2 separate regions of the Homo sapiens genome follow, and region 1 is linked to region 2. A link is a contact called in ENCODE Hi-C data. All regions are on one chromosome and are shown on one strand. The core of a region is the stretch at or near the end of the contact, and the rest is flanking DNA. Distances in the headings are between cores, read along the strand shown. Region 1 has its middle 340 kb from the start of MATN1-AS1. Region 2 has its middle 300 kb from the start of LINC01648.

What was found. Hi-C counts contacts between places; a loop is a spot of excess contacts on that map.
Region 1: a map with no recorded cell type shows a loop between it and region 2 (10-fold over the local background). The contact joins two enhancer-like sites. A Hi-C loop is called at or near these places in 1 of 168 maps with a recorded cell type or tissue (posterior vena cava) and 1 of 37 single-sample maps with no recorded cell type.

The regions. Positions count from the first base shown.
Region 1 is chr1:30,377,346-30,381,628 of GRCh38, reverse strand. No RefSeq gene overlaps it. Among named protein-coding and RNA genes, the nearest start is that of MATN1-AS1, 340 kb to the left of the region's middle. Within about 2 kb of position 1,777, at least 4 of the 41 ENCODE cell types and tissues checked have a DNase peak (open chromatin) inside an H3K27ac peak, as active enhancers do.
Region 2 is chr1:30,333,277-30,337,402 of GRCh38, reverse strand. No RefSeq gene overlaps it. Among named protein-coding and RNA genes, the nearest start is that of LINC01648, 300 kb to the right of the region's middle. Within about 2 kb of position 1,267, at least 2 of the 41 ENCODE cell types and tissues checked have a DNase peak (open chromatin) inside an H3K27ac peak, as active enhancers do.

The DNA.
Region 1 (4,283 bases), core at 528-3,027, 44 kb before region 2:
GGCTCCTGCCACAATGACACCTAATAACCCACCCACAAGGACTTTGTTCCTGGTCACATTGTGGCAACTGTGTTCTCTGCTGGCTTAGAGGGCTTAGCTCCCAGGGACACAGCAATGGTTCCACTGAATCAGAAAACGAGACTGCCACCTGGCCATTTTGGGCCTGTGCCACTGAACCAACAGGGAAGAAAGAGGTTAATCTGCTGTCTGGAATGATTGCTCCCAATTACCAGTGGGAGACTGGGATGCTGCTGCAGTGTCGGGAAGAAGACCCCGTCTTGAAATCAGGGGATTCTCTGAGGTGCCTCTTAGTGCTCCCACGTCCCATAGTAAAGATTAATGGAAAACCACAGAAACCTACTCCCTGCCCAAATGAAGGCTGGATAGCAGAGCCTTCAGTAATGGAAGTTTGGGTGACTCCACCAAGCGGAGAATACTGACATCTCCATCTGAGCTTTGGGTTGAGACTGGGGGCGGGGAAGCTGGCGGGGGGAATATGGAAGGAAGGGTGGAGAAAGGTAGCCATACATATCAATGATGACCTCATGACCAAGTAGGAAAATTTGCATGTTTTCAATTTGCTTACTCTATGTCTGTGTTCACTTACATATGCTAGCTACTTTCTTCTTCTTTTTCCTTTTTCCCATTTTTATTCTATATACAAGTGGTTGGAAGTTAACTTAACAATTTAGTCTTCAGTAACAGAATAGTCAGTGAACTGTGACTGAATTTGAGGAGTAATTTATAGCCAGCAGTGGATGCAATGAGTCTTGGGATCATGTGCCTCCTCATTTTGGAGAAGGATCTTGTTCCCTTGTAAGACAGATAGCTGTCTCTTATGAGATGGAAATGATAGAGTTCTGTTGCTGTTATATGGGAATCCAAATGTGTGTAGAGTGTGTCTATGAAAGGTGAGCAGGTGTGGACCGTGCCAGTTACAAATTTATTGCCTCTCAGCTCCAATTCACGCCTCGTTGCCTGATCTGTGAAAGTGGAAATGGGTACCACTCTGAATATTTTTCATTTCCCGGTTGGCATGACATTAAATGTGGTCAGTAGAGGGCAGCAGAGAGACATTGCAAGAGGAGGGAGCTTTCCTTCCTAGTTCTGGTTTCTTCCTGGGTTAGGCAGGCTATGGCCGCAGGACTGGCTTCCTTAGGTCCCAGGTCCTGTAGCACAGGTGGCTTCCCCAGCACCCAGCCTTCTGGCACATGTGGCCTCTCTAGCATTCCCTTGGTCCTGTGCAGACAGCATTCCCAGGCCCAGCTCCTGTAGTACAGGCAGCCCCACCAGCTCCCAGCTCCTGCAATGCCAGTCCTTCCTCAGTGCCCAGCTCCTGCAGTTCAGATGGCTCCTCCAGTGCCCAGCTCCTGCAGTGCGGGTGGCTCCTCCAGTGCCCAGCTCCCGCAGTGCGGGTGGCTCCTTCAGTGCACAGCTCCTGCAGTGTGGGCGGCTCCTCCAGTGCACAGCTCCTGCAGTGCAGGGTCTTTCCCTGTGCCCAGCTCCTGCAGCCCGGGTGGCTCCTCTAGTGTCCAACTCCTGCAGTGCACGGCCTTTCTCATGCCTAGCTCCTGCAGTGTAGGCAGCCCCTCCAGTGCCCAGCTCCTGCTGTGCACAGTGGTCAGCAACTCCCAGTGGCCAGCAGCAACTCCCAGCAACCCCCTCAGGTGGTTCTGTAGCCACGTGCCTTCCGTGATTCACCTCCCCGTAAATGGTGTTTCTCTGGCATCCTAGAGAGTAGATTCCTGACAAGTTCTGGAGGGCAGATTCCAGCAAGTTCCACTCACGTGGCAGTATGGCAACTTCCTGTCCATTCAGTAGCCACAACTCTGCCCTCTCCAACAGGGCCTGGGTTTCAGCCGTGGGGCCTCCCCCTTGGTGGCCCTCTCTAGCCCCTGAGCAGTGGCTGCTCTTCAGATTGGCTGTTTCTGTATTCCATAGTGCCCCCGCCACCCTCACTAACGAACCCCTTGTTACTCCAACCCACTGTAGCAGTTAATAATTCTTTGTATTAAACTTTCCCTGTATGGCTTCTGTGTCCTGCTGGAACCCTTGCTGAGACATCGGGGCCGGTGTCCTGACAACCACCCCGGCAGAGCTTGGTCCAGCTCCACCACCAAACAGCTGCGTGGCCTTGAGCCTGTCGCCTCCCCTCCCTGGGCCTCTTCCTCATGTGGGAGACAGCAGCCTGCCCCCGGGCTGCTTCAAAGATGAAGGCGGGTGAAGAATGCGGCGGCGCTTTGAACCAGCGCATGGGAGGGGAGGGAGTCCATTTGACTCTCCTCGGAGTGCACAGGCCTCCTGAGAGGGTTCTTGAGATGGTCCCCACCCCTGCCTGCCCATCCTCCAGCAGCCTGTTTATCCCCTGTGCAGGACTTGATTATGGGGCTCAGCCAGCCTGGCAGGCCTTGCAGAACCCAGCGACTTGGGCTGTTAACTCCTTCTGAGCCAGCCCGTGAGTCACTTAGCAGATGTGCACACATGAGGATGGGGAGGCAGTGCCTGCAGGGGCCGAGAGTCAGAGCTGCCTTGCTGCCGGGGCTGGGAGTCAGGATGTGGTTGTGGGCATAATTCCCGCGGGAGACTTGGTTTCCCTTAGAGTTCTCTGAACCTCATTTGACCCTTTCTCATAAATCCTTATCGAGTGCCTATTACACAGTGAGCACTGTGCTGGGGCTGGGTTTACGTCGGGGCATCGGGAGGGAAACAGACACCTCCACTGACCACCTGGAGCCCAGTGTCCAGCAGGAAGGACAAATATTAATTTAAAAAATTCCAAAACATACAAATACCCACTGGGGAAAGTGCTCTAAGGGGAGTTAGAGGAACTGTCCTTGGGGGGAACCTTGAATGAGCCCCTTCTCCCTCTGCACCTCAGTTTCCTCATCTGTAAAATGGGGCCAAGCGTGGCATCCACCCCATAGGGGGGTTGTGAGGGTGATATGAAATCTCACCTGTAAAGTGCTCAGTGCGTGCCTGGCACACAGCACATGCCCATGTGCTGATTATTATTAGGATTATGATTTCAAGTTTCTTCATCAGAAGCACGAGATGAGCAGGAACCAATCATCATCAGTCACTGTGTGGCCACAGGCAAGCCGCTCTCCGCCCTGTCCTCAGTTTCCCCATCTGCTGACAGAGAGATGGGAGCTCTCTGCTCAGACATGGGGTCAGGTTTCTAGTCAATGTCAGGGTCCAGGGCTCCTCCCCGAGACCAGATTCCCAGAGGAGGACAGGGTCACAGCAGCCATTGGTCAAGAGGCCGCAGGGGTGAGCAAGAATGGATGGGGTGAGGCACATGCCTGGTCTTTCCTGGAAGCTGTCATTGCAGCCCCCTATCCGAGGAGCGAAACCTGTACAGGAACAACCTGCTCTCTCCTTCCCCCGACACAGCCACTCCATCTCTTCCCACCACCCACTGCCAGGCCCCCTCCCAGGCCCTGGCCTCTCTGGCCACACCGTCAGCCTGGCACAGGGAGTAATTCTGGATTAAGGGGGTTGAGCTGGCTGGAGAGGCCTTCAGGTCATCTGGCTAACCCCATCCCATGGGGGAACCTGAGAGTGGGGTCTGGCGCTGCTCATGGTGTCTTTGGCCCTTGCATGGAGCATGGCACACAATAAGTGCTTAATAAGCTTCTATAGACTGGGTTGGTGAATTACGAATGACTCAGGGGAACCAGACCCAGCTGCCCAGTGACAGCTGAGTCTTTCAACTCCCCATCCATCAGACATCACCAGCAATACCCTGTCTTGGGTACAGCACCCGGCTGTTTGCAAATCCCTGCTGTCCATTGTGTTGCTTTTCTTTGTCCTTCAATCCTCTGAGCAACATCACTGAGTCTGCTTTACAGAAGAGGAAAGAGGGGCTCAGAGAGGGGAAGGGACTGACCCACTCAGGGGAGCTGGGAAGGAGCCTCTGAGAAGGACAGCCTTGGCTTGGGGTGACATCTAAGCCAGCCCCTTAACCCTACTGGGCAGGGGTGAGGGCAGGGGCGGCTCCTGCGGAAGCCCTGCTGCTTTCCAGGCTGCTCAAGAACACGAACTCCTTAATCCCCAGCCCTGGTGTCCCCTCTGCACTGCCCACGCTGTCTGCACCTGGCTGGGTGTGTGCACATGTGTGGAGGTGCAGCAGCAGGCGTCCCACCCTGGGAGCAGCAGTGCTGGGAGATGACTTTGGGGGGAAGGGGAATTTAGAGGGCCTCCAGGAACCTGCTGGAAGTGGGCAGATACATTCCTCGGGACGGGGTTGTGTCCCTCAGGGCTCCTGTCGGGGCAGAGAGACT
Region 2 (4,126 bases), core at 18-2,517:
AGGTCTGGCATCCAAAATGCTCGCTCCTCCTCCAAGAACCTGTCATCTGAAATCTGAAAGCTACCCTTACTCCCCAGTTGACTTACTGCTAGCAACACCGTGGGTGTCTTTCCTCCAGGGGGACTGACATTTCCTGGGCAGCAGGGATTGTAACTGACCCTTCATTAGCCACTCTCCCAGAGCCTAAGTGGACCTCTCCCAAAATAATTGCCCTGGAAATGTTCCCATGGCTGGTAGGAAGTGATGGCATCAAAGGAAGGAGCTGGAAGGTCAACAGGGGAGCGGTGCCCTTCTCCCTGACTAATGAGTGGCAGCTCTGGGCTCCTGTTTTTGCTGACTAGCAGACAGGCATGCCCTGGGTCTATTTCCAGACATTAAACTCTGCAGTGGTGGATAGTGATGCTTTCCAGACCAGAAAGTACATCTGAGCTCGTTGACTCGGTGGAACAGGGGCTGTGCCAGCCAGGCCCAGTGGCGCCAGCTCACCCTCACCTTGTTCCTGCCTCTGTTCAGTTTTCGCAAGCCACAGACAGTCTTGGTAGAGGCCGTGGCTTCCATCCGGCTGCCCGTGGGAAGGACTGTAGTCCCACTCCATCCAGGACGAGGCCCAGGACTCATCCCAGAGTCTTTGGGACTCAGTGGTCTCCCACGTGGGCATATTCGCACCACACCCTCCCCACTGCTGCTGCCGGGCCTGTTTCTGTGCCAAACATTCTCAAGCTTTCAGGGGAGGATAAGAAACCAGCCAGATGAGGGAAGCGGTCAAATGTGGCCTCGCCAGTGGGCTCAGAGTGTTGAATAGACCCTTACTTCAGGTTAAGTGATGTGGGCTCATGAGATAGTTTAGAACGGGTTGTATCCTCTGGCCAGTGGAGAAACTGAGGCACAGAGCGTTAGCCAGCATGCAAATAGAATGAGTACATCATAGAGCCAGACTTCATATCAAGAAATTGAGGCTCAGAAACAAGAATTGTCTTGTCCAAGGTCAGGCAGCAAGTCTGACAGAGCCAGGAGTGACTCGGGTCCCTACTAGCCAGTTTGTTCCTTTTCCCTCTCCACCCCATGAGGAGGCAGGGCCTGGGAATGGGCTGGGATGGAAAGCAGGATGGTCATCCCCAGCAGGGCTGTATCTCCTCTGTCACTGTCTGTGCCCTGTGTTTGTAAGCTGAGCCCTTTCAGCATGCCTGGCACTGCGTAAGACACTTAATCATTTTACAGAGGAGAAAGTGAGGCCTGGAGAGGGCAGCCAACTCACCCAGGTCTCACAGCTGCTGGGGTCCATCTGCCTGACACCAAAGCCTGAGCCTCTCATGATGCCCCAGAAAGAGTTGAACATGATCCAGGGCCTCAGTGGGGTGAGAGGCAGCTCAGTGGCCCTCTCATGTCTCAAAATGAAGCATACTGCCTGAGAAAGTGCATCTGGGAAGGCCTGGGGACTCCACTGGGTGGAAGGAGTGGGGTTCTTCTCTGTCCTACCTGGGACCAGGCCTCAGGCTTATGGGGTGATCTTCCCCCAGTGGCATCAGAGCTGGTGCCCCACCCCACCAGTCCTCAGTACTCTTGGCCTGAGTGGGGTCTGGGTTGTGGAGTTCAGGCAAGGCTGTCTCCCGGATTAGGCCCAGCAGAGCTTGGGGTAGGAGGAGGAATTTAGGGGACTTTGGCTGGGGAGGCCTTGAGGGTTTGGGGTTGGGACTTGAGATCTGATGTCTGGAGCCAGGGTAGCTTGCCATGGGTAGACTGAGCTGCAGTCTGCTCCAGGACCTGGCCTGGGATGGTGACCTGCTCCCTGGCCCCATCCTGGCTGTGGCCTAAGAGCTCAGGAGCCGCTTAGAAGTCTCTTTCCTGCTCCCAGCTCAGAGGGAGTTCCGCCTCTTTTGCTGGGCATGTAAGCATAGCAGAAGGTCTATTGGCCTGGCTGCCAGACAAAACTCTTTGGAGGGATGGGTGCAGGAGTCATCATGGTCCCACAAAGAGAAGGAACTCCATCTACTGTTTCCATGGGGCTTCCTGATATGAGCTGGATGGGGGAGAGGGAGGAGTGAGTAATCCCAGCCACCAAAGAGAGAGGAGGAGAAGGGGAGGTAGAGGGATGAGAAAGGCCCATCAGTCACTGTAACTCAGCCTGGAAGGATGCATGAGTGCGTGTGTGTGTGTGTTGTGTGTCTGTGTGTGTGTTGTGTTCTGTGTTTGTGTGTGTGTGTGTGTGTGTGTGTGTGTGTGTGTACGTGCATGCATGGATCTTGCCTGTGGGCATCTGGTCTGCTGGGCATCTGGCCTGCTGAGGGGTTGGGGGTCATGGAGGGGTGGCATGGGGTACTGGGAAGATCTTTGAACTAAACTTAGGAAGCTATGCCCTCCCTTCCAGCTGCCTCCTTGCCTCAGTGTGCCCATCTGCACATTGGGGGCCTGGAAAGGAGACCCTCTGAGTCCTGAGTCTCTGGGCTGGGGCTCTCTGACCCTGGTGGATGGGCCTGTCAGGTGGAGAAGCCCTGGAATAACCCTACCCACTCCTGGTGTCTTTGTTGCCTCCGATGCCTGACCCCAGTCACGTGGGTCCTATTGACTCAGGAGCCCAGAGGCTCCAATTCTTAGATGGCCTTGAACTTGTCAGTGAGGGGCCACCTGGGGTCTGTTTGAAGTAGTCAAATCTGCAGGGAGCCCCACTGATTGCCCAGGGGATGGGGGTAGCTGACTCAGTGCCTGTCACTGGCTGTGAAGCCCAGTTTGAGGCCTCAGACACTTCCATCTGGAAGTTGGAAAGGACTCGAGAGATTCATTCACTTACTCAAAGATATTGATTGGGTTGTTTCTTGGTTTTTGTTATTACAAATGAAGCTGCTGTGAACATTCTTATACAAGTCTCCTGACGCCCATGTACAGGAGATTCTCTGGGGTAAACTCTAGAAGTACAACCACTGAAGTATAAGGTATGTGCATGTTCGATGTTACAAGACAGTGCCAAATTGGTTTTCAAAGAGCCTGTATCATTTCCACTCCAAGCAGTGGTGTGGGAGAGTTTCTATTGTTTCTCCACCTAGACTTGAAATTCATTTTTGTCCAACTAGCAGGTGTAAAATGGGAATTCTGAGTGTTCTGTAATTTGTGTTTCTCTGATTACTAATGAGGTTGCACATATTTTCAAATGATCATTAGCCATTCAGCCTTCTTGAAATGCCTATTCATGCCCATTATCTAATTTTCTGTTGGATTTCTTATGGGTTTCTTCATCTTTTTAGGAAATTTTAAAAATATATTCAGGATGCAATCATTTCTTGCTTGTGTGTTGTAGTATCTGCTCCCACATTGTGGCTTATCTTTCTAGTTTATTTATAGTGATGCCGGATGAACAGAAACTCTGCCTAAATTGAATCAAATTTATCAATCATTTCCTTTATGCTTGGCACTTTATGTATTTTGGTAAATACCTTTTTTCCAACCCAAAGTCATAAAAGTAGACTATATTTTCTTTCAAAAGCATAGACATGCAAAATGTAGGCCAGGTGTGGTGGTTCACGCCTGTAATCCCAGCACTTTGGGAGGCCGAGGAGGGCAGATCACTTGAGGTCAGGGGTTTGAGACCAGCCTAGCCAGTACGGTGAAACCCCTTCTCTACTAAAAATACAAAAATTAGCTGGGCATGGTGACACTCGCCTGTAATCTCAGCTACTTGGGAGGCTGAGGCCAGAGAATCACTTGAACCCAGGAAGCAGTGGTTGCAGTGAGCCGAGATTGTGCCATTGCACTCCAACCTGGATGTCTCAGCAAGACCCCATCTCAAAAAAAAAAAAAAAAAAGAAATGCAAAACGTAAATTGCATGACAGTGGTTACCTCCAGTAGGGTGTGGGAGATGAAATTGTTGCAGGGACCTGAGGGACTTCTGTTTCCTCTTGGTGATGTTCTAATTCTCAGACTGCAGTTCACTGGTGTTTGTTGTGTGTTGATGCGCTCTAGAGACATGGATAGGTACAAGGATAGACAGGTAGATGTGTAACGTAGATTGCATTGTATTAAGTATGTATGGAAAGTTACATCACGCAAAGAAGAAATTTAAAGAAGTAATAAATGAAAAGGTTCTAGCACAGGGCCCTGCAATACAAATGATGTCAGCTAAGATTGCCTGTGTTC